Regions from separate parts of the Homo sapiens genome. Here region 1 is linked to region 2. Evidence: read pairs that join two places in POLR2A ChIA-PET (ENCODE). Cell type or tissue: MCF 10A. All regions are shown on one strand. Links, peaks and the distances in the headings refer to the core of each region. The heading gives the core; the rest is flanking DNA. Region 1 overlaps NOL12 (nucleolar protein 12). Region 2 overlaps TRIOBP (TRIO and F-actin binding protein).

Region 1 (5,369 bases), core at 228-5,227, 88 kb before region 2:
ACCGGCGGCCGAGGCTCGTTCTTAGCTTCGACGAGGAGAAGAGGCGGTGAGTGGCAAAGCCGGACCGGACTCCCCTCGAGCTGTTCTTCGCGGCCAAGGCCAGGTCTGGGGCCGAGCACGCTCCCGCCGGGGGCTCTTCCGGTCCCGCCCCCTGGCGTGGCTAGAGAACCCCTCTCGGCCTTCCAGCCCGCGTTCCCGCTTCTCCCTTCTCGGCCGCCACCTTCTCCCTTCTTGACCTCCCCACCTCGCCTAGTGTCTGTGCGCCGCCAGATAGCCGGAAGCTCGGGTCTCAGAGCAGTGGCTTCGACCACCCTAGCCCAGCCCAGTCCATCGGTCCGGCACACAGCAGGCGCCCAGCCGTGGTTGATAAATGATGAGCCAATGAAATGAGAGTGGCTTAAGTTCATTCATTCGCTCCCTAGACATTTATTGGGCTCCTTTGGTGTGCCAGGTCCCGTATCAGGAAGCAGAACCTCTGAGCCTCAGCGTCTGGCCAGATAAATAAATGGCACATGGTAGCGGGTCAGCGAAAAGCCCAGTGCTGGACCGTGGGACAAAATGGGAACAGAGCAGCTAGCACTGTGGAGATGAGAAGGGGCTGAGATTAGACCGAGGGAAGGAGGTAGGGAAATGCTGGGCATCATCAGGAAACTCCTAGCGTGCATCAACAGGCCCTACAGGCGAGTTTAGGGTCAGGTGTCCTGGGGACATGGGTGTTGGTCCAGTGCAGGGTTTCCGAAGGTCTGGATGGTGGTGGCCCTGAAAACCCTGTTGAGAGAGTAATGAGGTTTGTAGGTGTGGAAGGGGTTACCTCATGTACTGTGTGTGGCCCCCCCCCCCACCCGCCCCACAGCCTGGCCCTGTTGCCTGAACCTGAGATCCCTGGAGAGTATTGAGTGGAAAGAGGCAGTATCTCCCTTATTTTCCTAAATGTATCCTTTCTCTAACCTTGGGCAAGTAACCTAGACTCTGTGACTCAACGTTCCCATCTGTAAAATGGAGATTGATACCCACCGCACAGGTTATTGTGAGGGTTTTTTGTTTGTTTTTGAGATGGAGTCTGTGTCGTCCAGGCTGGAGTGCAGTGGCATGATCTCGGCTCACTGCAACCTCCGCCTCCCAGGTTCAAGCAATTCTCCCCGCTCAGCCTCCCAAGTAGCTGGGACTGCAGGCATGCGCCACCAAGCCCAGCTAATTTTTGTGTTTTTAGTAGACACGGAGTTTCACCATGTTTGCCAGGCTGGTCTTGAACTCCTGGCGTCATGTGATCTTCCCACCTCGACCTTCCAAAGTACTGGGATTACAGGCGTGAGCCACCATGCCTGGCCATTGTTGTGAAGGTTAAATGAGCTAATACTTACACTTTTTTGGAATGGTGCCTAGCACATAGTGAGCGCGGCATTAGCCATTTTTCTCCTAGAGCGAGCCCTTCTCTCCTTGTATAATGACTCTCCTGTCTCTGCCGGCTTCCTTCCTGTAGGGAGTACCTGACAGGCTTCCACAAGCGGAAGGTCGAGCGAAAGAAGGCAGCCATTGAGGAGATTAAGCAGCGGCTGAAAGAGGAGCAGAGGAAGCTTCGGGAGGAGGTACGCAGGGGGAAGGTGGGAGGGAGGTCTTTGATTCTTAGGGCACTTGCAGCCTTGGATTTCCCTAATAGAGGCAGCTGCTGGCATGGGGCGATGTGTGTGTGGGCAGGACTGGGGAATAGTTTATACAGGTGGAGACTCTGTGGGCCCGGGTCTGGGAGTGATGGAAGATGGAGTCTCCTCCTGATCTTGCAGTATGGATCATGGTCTCCCTCACCCTGGGGGTGATTAATACCCCAGCCTGAGGTTGGACTGAGAGGCCATACTCACTGTGTTCCCTGCCTGTGTGGTTTCAGCGCCACCAGGAATACTTGAAGATGCTGGCAGAGAGAGAAGAGGCTCTGGGTAAGTGGCATGCTTGGCCTGACCTGGAGAACAGCTGATGGGCCTGGTTTATACCCTTGGTGGGTGGAAGGGATAGAAGCTGACCTCCTTGGCCCTAGGGATCTTGGGGGGTACCCTGGGGCCAGGGGTGGTCCTAAGCACCTCTAAGTGCAAGTGGAACAGAGACCAGGAGAAGGAGTCCCAAACCCCATGGTTAACCAAGCCTGAGAAGAGAGCCCAGTTTTTAAGGATGGAAAGGACTAGGGGTGGAGGGGAGGGACAGCAGTAGCTGTCACAGAGGGTTTGTCTGACATGGGGACCAGCTAGAGCATGAAGGAAACGGGATCATTCACAACATTCATCCACAGACCAGGCTCTACAGCCAGTGACCTTGTGGATGCGCTCCACGTCCACAGAGTAGAGGGGGCACTGCACTCCAGGGCGGGAGGGAGGCTGGAGCCTGGTCACTCGTTCCCGTGACTGAGACCAGGTCTGTGTCCACCCCCACAGAGGAGGCAGATGAGCTGGACCGGTTGGTGACAGCAAAGACGGAGTCGGTGCAGTATGACCACCCCAACCACACAGTCACCGTGACCACCATCAGTGACCTGGACCTCTCGGGGGCCCGGCTGCTCGGGCTGACCCCACCTGAGGTGGGTCCCAGTCTCAGCCCTGGGAGGAAGGGGCGTGGGGGCAGACCAGCTTGTCAGGGTTGCTCAGTGCTGGCCCATGTCATGGGTATCCCACTGCCAGCCCTGGGAAGAAGGGGCGTGGGGGCAGACTGGCTTGTCGGGGTTGCTCAGTGCTGGCCCATGTTGTGGGTACCCCACTGCTGGGGCTCCTTCCCTTTGGACCCTTCATTCCCTGCTTCCGGGGTGCTGCAAAGACCAGCCCCACTGCTGAGCGGCTGAGGAGCTTGGGCAGGCTCCTTCACCTTGCCTGCTTCCCTTTCTCCATCAGTGAACTGGGGGTTGCTGATGGTGGCACCTGCCTTGTGGGATTGGTATGAGGGTGAAAGTGGTTAATCCATGTGAGTCACCTGGCACAGTGCCCAGCCCTGTCATAAGTGCTTCACAAAAGGTAGCCGTTTGTTGTGATCGTTCCCTTTGTGCGATTCGCAGCCCTGGCACGTCTGTGTGCACTAAGTGGGTTTTCAACCTGTGGGTTGTGAATCATGAGTAGGTTGCAATCAGCATAAAAAAAAAATATAATTGAAAATATCCGAAAGTGTCATGTTAAATATTGTTTCATGAGACAGCTGTTTCCACTGGAGTTGTATCTGGGTGTGCCTAAGGATTTATGGACATATATGCACACAATTACGATATAAAACACATTTCCTTGTGTGGGTTACTGTGTTCTTAAGTCCTGGAGCCACTCCCCTATCACATCCATACTGATCTCAGGGCCAGGCATGGTGGCTCACGCCTGTAATCCCGGCATTTTGGGAGGCCAAGGCGGGCGTTATCACCTGGGGTCAGGAGTTTGAGACCAGCCTGGCCAACATGGTGAAACCCCGTCTCTATTAAAAGTAAAAAAATTAGCCAGGGGGCCAGGCGCAGTGGCTCATGCCTGTAATCCCAGCACTTTGGGAGGCCGAGGCGGGCGAATCACCTGAGGTTGGGAGTTCGAGACCAGACTGACCAACGTGGAGAAACCCTGTCTCTACTAAAAATACAAAATTAGCTGGGTGTGGTGGGACATGCCTGTAATCCCAGCTACTCGGGAGGCTGAAGCAGGAGAATAGCTTGAACCTGGGAGGTGGAGGTTGTGGTGAGCCGAGATCGTGCCATTGCACTCCAGCCTGGGCAAAAAGAGCAAAACTCCGTCTCAAAAAAAACTTAGCCAGGCATGGTGGCGTGCACCTGTAATCCCAGCTACTCGGGAGGCTGAGGCAGGAGAATTGCTTGAACTCAGGAGGCGCAGGTTGCAGTGAGCCACGATTGTGCCACTGCACTCCAGCCTGGGTGACAGAGCGAGACTCCATCTCAAAAAACAAAACAAAACAAAACCATACTGATCTCACACCGGTCTTTCATTTTATGCTCACTATTCTGCAAGTTCTGATACAAAGACAAGTCTTGTCCCCGTTTTGCTAGGATTTTCATTCCTGAATGTTTAAGTATGTCCTGGAAGCTTCTAGGGGCAGGAAAGGGTTTGGAAACAGACCTTCCCCTGTGTAATCCTTGCTTTAGGGCAGATAGACTTCTTCCATCAGAAGCCTTCTCTAGTCCCAACCCAGGCCTGTGATGCAGCAGGGCGCGCCACCACTTGCCAGAGCCATGGTGGCTCGGGGTGCCCAGCCCAGGTCCCCCCAGCTACTGCTCCATGTAAGTCATTGTCTTGTGCCTCTTTAGGGAGGGGCTGGAGACAGGTCTGAGGAGGAGGCGTCATCCACGGAGAAACCAACCAAAGCCTTGCCCAGGAAGTCCAGAGACCCCCTGCTCTCTCAGCGGTGAGTCTTGGCCTGCTGCCTCCCCGGTCCCACCCCTCCTGGCTGGCAGTAGTGACCTGGCCCTTAGGGTGGTGTGGAGCAGGTGTAGGGCCCGGAGCAGCCCTCTGCCTGTCCAGTGATCCTCTGCCTCTCCTCATTGCCCCGTCCTGTCCCACCCACCCCTGATAGTGTCTGACCTCCAGTGCTTTTCGTGCCTGGGTGAAGGGCCTGTGTCTCTGAGCTGAGTTGCTGGCAGGCACTCTGGAGGTAGAGCAGGCCAACTCTGGCATGAACTTGGCGGTCCTGGCATTCGCAACCTGTCCTGACATCCCCTCCGTGAGCCAGGTGGTGAGTCACCCCACAATGCAATCTTAAACTGAGGCTTTCTGCCCTCCCCTAGGATCTCCTCCCTCACAGCATCACTACATGCACACAGCCGCAAAAAGGTCAAGAGGAAACATCCCCGACGGGCCCAGGACTCCAAAAAGCCCCCAAGGGCCCCTCGTACCAGCAAGGCCCAGCGCCGCCGTCTCACAGGCAAAGCACGGCACAGCGGGGAGTGAGACCGAGAACGAAGCGGTGCCCCAGTCTAGGCTGCGGGGACCTGTCCTTGCTCAGCTTGGCTGTCCCTGTAGCCCAGCCTGCACCTAGGTAATGACTGCACAGCTCAAGGTTGGGAAGCCAGGACCTCTCTGGCCTGGGGCCAGCTGCCTTTGCCTGGGGTCAGCTGCCTTTGCCTGGGGTTTGAATTCCCGAAGGAGCAGGCAGCTGAGAGCAGGCCTCCCCCAGGAAGAGCCTTCAGAGCCACGTGGGGGCATCTTCCCAAATGTGCACCCCACCTGGCACTCATCAGATTTGTGCGCTTGTGATTTGTTTGTCCTTGATACCACGCACAAGGGCAGGTTTTTGGGGTGGTGGAAATGGCCAGGGCCCATGGGTCTGTCTCCAGCAGTTAGCCCTGTGGCTGCAATAAAGTACAGTTCTCCCTGTGTTAAGATCCTAACCAGGGTTAAGGATCAGTGTGT
Region 2 (5,369 bases), core at 56-5,055:
GGGTGTCTCTACAGGGGAGAGGCGGGAGCCTGCCACCCTCTTCCTGCCCTACCTCCTACTAACACTTCCTGCCCCATTTGGACCCGTACCATGGGGCTCAGGACAGAGGGAGCTAGCAGCTGGCCTCCATGGCCCCACAGCCTCCTTCGAGGCTGTGCTGGGTGCAGAACCGCCAGAGCCACCCAAAAGGTGTTTCTCTTCTGCTCCCTGAACCTCTTAACTTAATAAAACGTTCCAGCAGCTCTGGTGTCCTAGATGGCTGGCAGAACAGGAATGGAGATTGGGGTTTCTTGAAGTGGCTTCCCCACTCACACCCTACCCACACCCCACCCTTCCTAAAGCAGCGGCCTCTAGGCTTCTGAGGGTGGGGCTGAAAATCCAAGGTCTCCCTTAGTACAGACTGTGACGCCCCCAGTGTGGCTTGCAGGCTAGTGGCAGCGGAAGCATGTGGGAAATAGCAAGTCCAGTCCCACCCCAACCTACTGAACCAGCGTCTGCATTTTAACAGGGTGCCCCAGTGATTCACGTGACCTTCAAAGTCTGAGGAGCCCTGGAGTAGGGCCCAGGGCCCAGGCCTGAGAGAGAGGCCTGGGGCTAAGACTAGCCCTGACCATGACCTTGGGCAAGTCACACCCCTCACTGAGCCTCAGTTTGCTTCTCCATCAAATGGGTGTTTTTCTTTCAGTCCCAGTCCTCTCCTGAGGCTTTTCCCAGAGGTCATGCCCAGCCCTGGGCAGGGGTGAGGGCAGGGTTGTGGCTGCCAGGCACAGGTCCAGCGGGCTGGGAGTCCTCACCATGGCTGGCTGTGCTGATTATGGTTGCATGGGGCTGGGAAGAGGTCCCATTTCTGAGCCACAGAAACAGGCCACATCCAGTAGGGGTCCTGGAAGGCTGTGAGAACCCAGAGGAGACCCTGACCCAGCCTGCAGGTAGAAGACTGCCTTTGGAGGCAGCTTTGAAAGATGACTCTTCCAGATGGAAGAATCAGGAAGGGCCTTCCCACGTGGAGGCACCAGCAGGAGCAAACGTCCCTGGTGTGTTCAGGCAAAGAGCCACAGGAGAGTGACCTCGTGGAGTGGGAAGAGATTGTTTCCCATTCCCTTGCCAGGGATTGGTTGAGGAATGGACAAGGCTTGCAGTTCACGCAAGCCAGTGAAATGCGAGGGGAAGTCTTGGGAGTGGGGTGGAGGAGGTCATCTGGGAAGGGTGTCCTTGGTCTTAAAAAGAGGCACAAGAGGCCGGGCGCGGTGGCTCTTGCCTATTATCCTAGCACTTTGGGAGGCCAAGGCAGGGGGATCACTTGAGGTCAGGAGTTCGAGACCAGCCTGGCCAACATGGTGAAACCCCGTCTCTACTAAAAATACAAAAAATTAGCCAGACGTGGTGCCAAGCACCTGTAATCCCAGCTACTCAGGAGGCTGAGGCAGGAGAATCACTTGAACCCAGGAGGCAGAAGTTGCAGTGAGCCAAGATCGCGCCACTGCACTCCAGCCTGTGTGACAAGGGCGAAACTCCATCTCAAAAAAAAAGGGGGAGGGTGGCGCAAGGAGAGGACACCTCTCTCCTGGCCCTGTCGCCATCTTCCCTCATCAATAGCTAAAAATGGCAAAGAAGAAAGAGCCAGGACCCCGTGCCATCAAATCCTCCGGCCTTGTGCTGCCCTGTCTCGGCACTGCTTGCCTTAGGAGATCAGGAGTGTTCCTAGCCACTGGGAGATGGGATGCCTGCCACTGGCAGCTCTGCCGTCCATCCTCACCATCCCACCGTCCCCCCAAGACAGCTCTCCATCCCATCCTCTGCCTCCCTTCTAGCCTCAACCTAACTCAGGGCTCCCCCGTCTCACACCTGGGTTGCAGGAACATCCTCTTCACCAACCCCCCTCCCATCCCTCCTCAGGGCTGCCTAGGGCAGCTACAAAAACCAGGCCAGCCTCTGAAAGGTGCTCCACATCTCATTAAAAACCGTGAAATCGCACTGCCCCACTATCAGAATAGCTCAGAGGAGAAGGTCTGCCAGTACCAAGTGCTGGTGGGGATACGGAGAAGAGCAGCTCCCAGGCGCTGCTGGTGCAAATGTGCTTTGTTGCACCCACGGCAGGAAACTGACCAGCTTCTCATCAAGTTAAATACGCATCTACCCTATGGCCTAGCATTTCCACTCTTGCTTACACATCCAGGAGAAATGAGTCCTTACATGCACAAAAGGATGAGTACCGTAATACTCACATCAGCAAATAAACAATACAGCTGTGTGTCAGTAGTAGAATGAATAAATTGTGGTCGATTCATACGTTAGAATACAGCAATTTAAAAACAACTGCTACACACAAAAATGTTGGTGAATCTTTCAGACACAATGTTGAGCAAAAATAGCCACAGAAGAGTGTAAGGCTGTACGATTTTATTTAGGTGAGGTTCAAGAACAGACAAAACACGGTGATAGTGGTCAGAAGAGCGGGTACCTCTGAGCTGAGGGCATTGACCAGCAGTGGGCAAAAGGGAACATTCTGATCCCAGAAATGTTCTATATCATGGTCTGGGTTGTGGTCACGTGGGTACATACAGATGTAAAAATTCACCATGCCGGCCAGGCATAATCCCAGCACTTTGGGAGGCCAAGGTAGGTGGATGACCTGAACTCAGGAGTTCCGAGACCAGCCTGGCCAACATGGCGAAACCCCGTCTCTACTAAAAATACAAATAATTAGCCGGGCTTGCTGGCGCATGCCTGTAATCCCAGCTACTCGGGAGGCTGAGGCAGGAAAATTGCTTGAACCCGGGAGGCGGAGGTTGTAGTGAGCCCAGATCGCGCCATTGCACTCCAGCCTGGATGACACAGCGAGACTTTGTTTAAAAAAAAAAAAAAATGCCACGCCTTGCACTTACGATTTGTTCATTTTTACTATGTGTGAATCACGTCTCAATGGTGCAGGGGGTGGGAAGAAGCCTGCTTTACAAAAGAATAAGCCAGGGTTCCAGCAGGCTCCCAGATGAGCCACCTGGGAAATGGCCCTGTCACCGCGGCCGCAGGGAATTTGACCAAAACCACGTGGTTTGGCTGCAAGTTCTGGTCAACTGCTTCAGGCAGCCAGGCATGTGCTCTGTAAAGAAAACAAACTGGTTTCAGATGAACCTGCCAGGTCAAACCCTACCTGCTGCCTCCAGCTGGCTAGGTGAGCCTTACTGAGTCACATCTCTCTCTGGGCTTTACTTCCTCTTCTGATAAATGGGAACAATAACGTCTACCCCAGAGGACTGTGTAGGTGTTAAATTACCAACTGTTTCAGTTATCTATTGCTGTGTCGCCAACAACCACATATGTAATGGCCTAGAATACCACTTTTTAAATATTCATGGTCCTGTGGGTTGACCTGGCTCAACCTCTTTGTGTCTTTTTTTGAGATAAAGTCCCGCTCTGCCGCCCAGGCTGGAGTGCAGTGGTGTGATCTCGGCTCACTGCAACCTCTGCCTCCTGGCTTCAAGTGATTTCCTGCCTCAGCCTCCCAAGTAGCTGGGATTACAGGTGCCCGCCACCACGCCCAGCTAATTATTTATGTTTTTAGTAGAAATGGGGTTTCACCACATTAGCCAGGCTGGTCTCAAACTCCTGACCTCAAGTAATCCACCCACCTTGGCCTCCCAAAGTGCTGGGATTACAGGCGTGAGCCACCGTGCCCGGCCTGGACATCTTTCTCCACATGGCCACTTCACGGGGCTAGCTTGGGCTCCTTACAGCATAGTGGACTTGGGACAATCTGACTTCCTACATTGTGGTTGACTTCCCCCTAGAAGAGGAGTTCTGGCCAGGTACAGTGGCTCACGACTGTATATCCAGCACTTCAGGAGCCCGAGGCAGGAGGATCACTTGAGGCCAAGAGTTAGTTCGAGACTAGCCTGGGCAACACAGCAAAACCTCGTATCTACAAGAAATTAAAAAAACAAAAAAACAATAGCCAAGCAGCCCGGGTGAGGTGGCTCACACCTGTAATCCCAGCACTTTGGGAGGCCGAGGCAGGCAGATCACCTGAGGTCAGGAGTTCGAGACCAACCTGATCAACATGGAGAAACCCCATCTCTACTAAAAATACAAAATTAACCAGGCATGGTGGCATGCACCTGTAATCCCAGCTACTCAGGAGGCTGAGGCAGGGAAATCACTTGAACCTGGGAGGCGGAGGTTGCAGTGAGCTGAGATTGCGCCACTGCACTCCAGCCTAGGGAACAGAGTGAGACTCCTTCTCAAAACAAAAGCCAGGCATGGTGATGCATGTGCCTGGAGTCCCAGCTACTTGGGAGGCTGAGGCAGGATGATTGCTTGAGCCCACGAGTTGGAGGTTGCAGTGAACTGTGATTGCTGCCACCGCACTCCAGCCTGGGCAACAGAGTGAGACCCATCTCTAAAAAAATAAAAACAATAAAAAGTAAAGGGAGCCTCAACAGCCCCAAGTGGAACCTACGAGCTTCTTATGAATTTGGCTTGGAGGTGCTGCAGCATCCCTTCCATCACTTTAGTCAAAAATGAGTCGCACAGCCAGCCCAGGTCCAATGGGAGAGGCGGCAGCAGGGCCTGAGCGCCGGAGGTGTGGTTCACTGGCAGCCATCTTTTTCCTCTGTTTCTGCTTCAGCTACACCCCAGCTCCTCTTTAGTCCCCTATGTGGAATTCTCATTTTCTTCCCAGCCCTCTGATGTGCTTCCCTGGAGTCTGTCCTCAGCAATCCTCTGTTCTCTCGTGAAGACTTATTTATTTACTTACTTAGAGACGGAGTCTCACTCTGTCTCCCAGTCTGGAATGCAATGGCACAATCGGCTCACTGCAACATCCACCACCCAGGTTCAAGGGATTCTCCTGCCTCAGCCTCCTGGGTAGCTGGGACTACAGGCAGCCGTCACCACACCTGGCTAATTGTTGTATTTTTAGTAGAGACAGGGTTTTACCATGTTGGCCAGGCTGGTCTCGAACTCCTGACCTCAAGTGATCCCCCTGCCTCGGCCTCCCAAAGTGCTGGGGTTACAGGCGTGAGCCACCATGCCCGGCCTCTTGTGAAAACTTGATCTCTCATCCTTGGCTTTTGTTACTGTCTGTGCTAACCATCCACATCTGTCTCCAGCCCAGACCTTTTCCATGAACTCCTAAGACCTGGTCAGCCTCAGTCTTAAGGCTGCCATCAAGGCCCTGTCCTCCCTGCAGCCCGTTCCTGTTCAGTGTATTCTGCCTCGTGAGTCAGCCTCTGGAGTAGGCCCCGGGGATGCAACATGGAACCAAGCATTCTCCCTTCAGGAGGGAGGTGAAATTGGAATCAGGTGATTAATTACAAGAAGCCACAGCACAGAGGGTGTAGCAGGCCCAGCCTGGAAGGTCAGGGGAGGCT

Evidence for each region. ChIA-PET counts read pairs that join two places held together with the same protein. Peaks named below come from ENCODE experiments on the same cell type or tissue, not always from the same donor. Only the 100,000 strongest peaks of a DNase experiment are listed, where the experiment ranks them.
Region 1: POLR2A ChIA-PET joins it to region 2 with 5 read pairs; 11 of 35 experiments call an interaction of 5 or more read pairs at or near these places.

What each region holds. Positions count from the first base shown.
Region 1 is chr22:37,686,430-37,691,798 of GRCh38, forward strand. It overlaps NOL12 (nucleolar protein 12), which reads left to right. Exons shown (of 6, transcript NM_024313.3): 1 at 1-46; 2 at 1,481-1,586; 3 at 1,883-1,931; 4 at 2,421-2,563; 5 at 4,268-4,365; 6 at 4,745-5,369. The coding sequence ends at 4,907. Among named protein-coding and RNA genes, the nearest start is that of NOL12, 2.8 kb to the left of the region's middle. RefSeq lists enhancers at 1-7, 1-815. In MCF 10A, for the core only: no CTCF peak of the experiment used is centred there; DNase peaks (open chromatin) are centred at 2,952 and 4,672.
Region 2 is chr22:37,774,268-37,779,636 of GRCh38, forward strand. TRIOBP (TRIO and F-actin binding protein) reads left to right here. Exons shown (of 24, transcript NM_001039141.3): 24 at 1-2,289. Among named protein-coding and RNA genes, the nearest start is that of H1-0, 28 kb to the right of the region's middle. In MCF 10A, for the core only: no CTCF peak of the experiment used is centred there; a DNase peak (open chromatin) is centred at 3,004.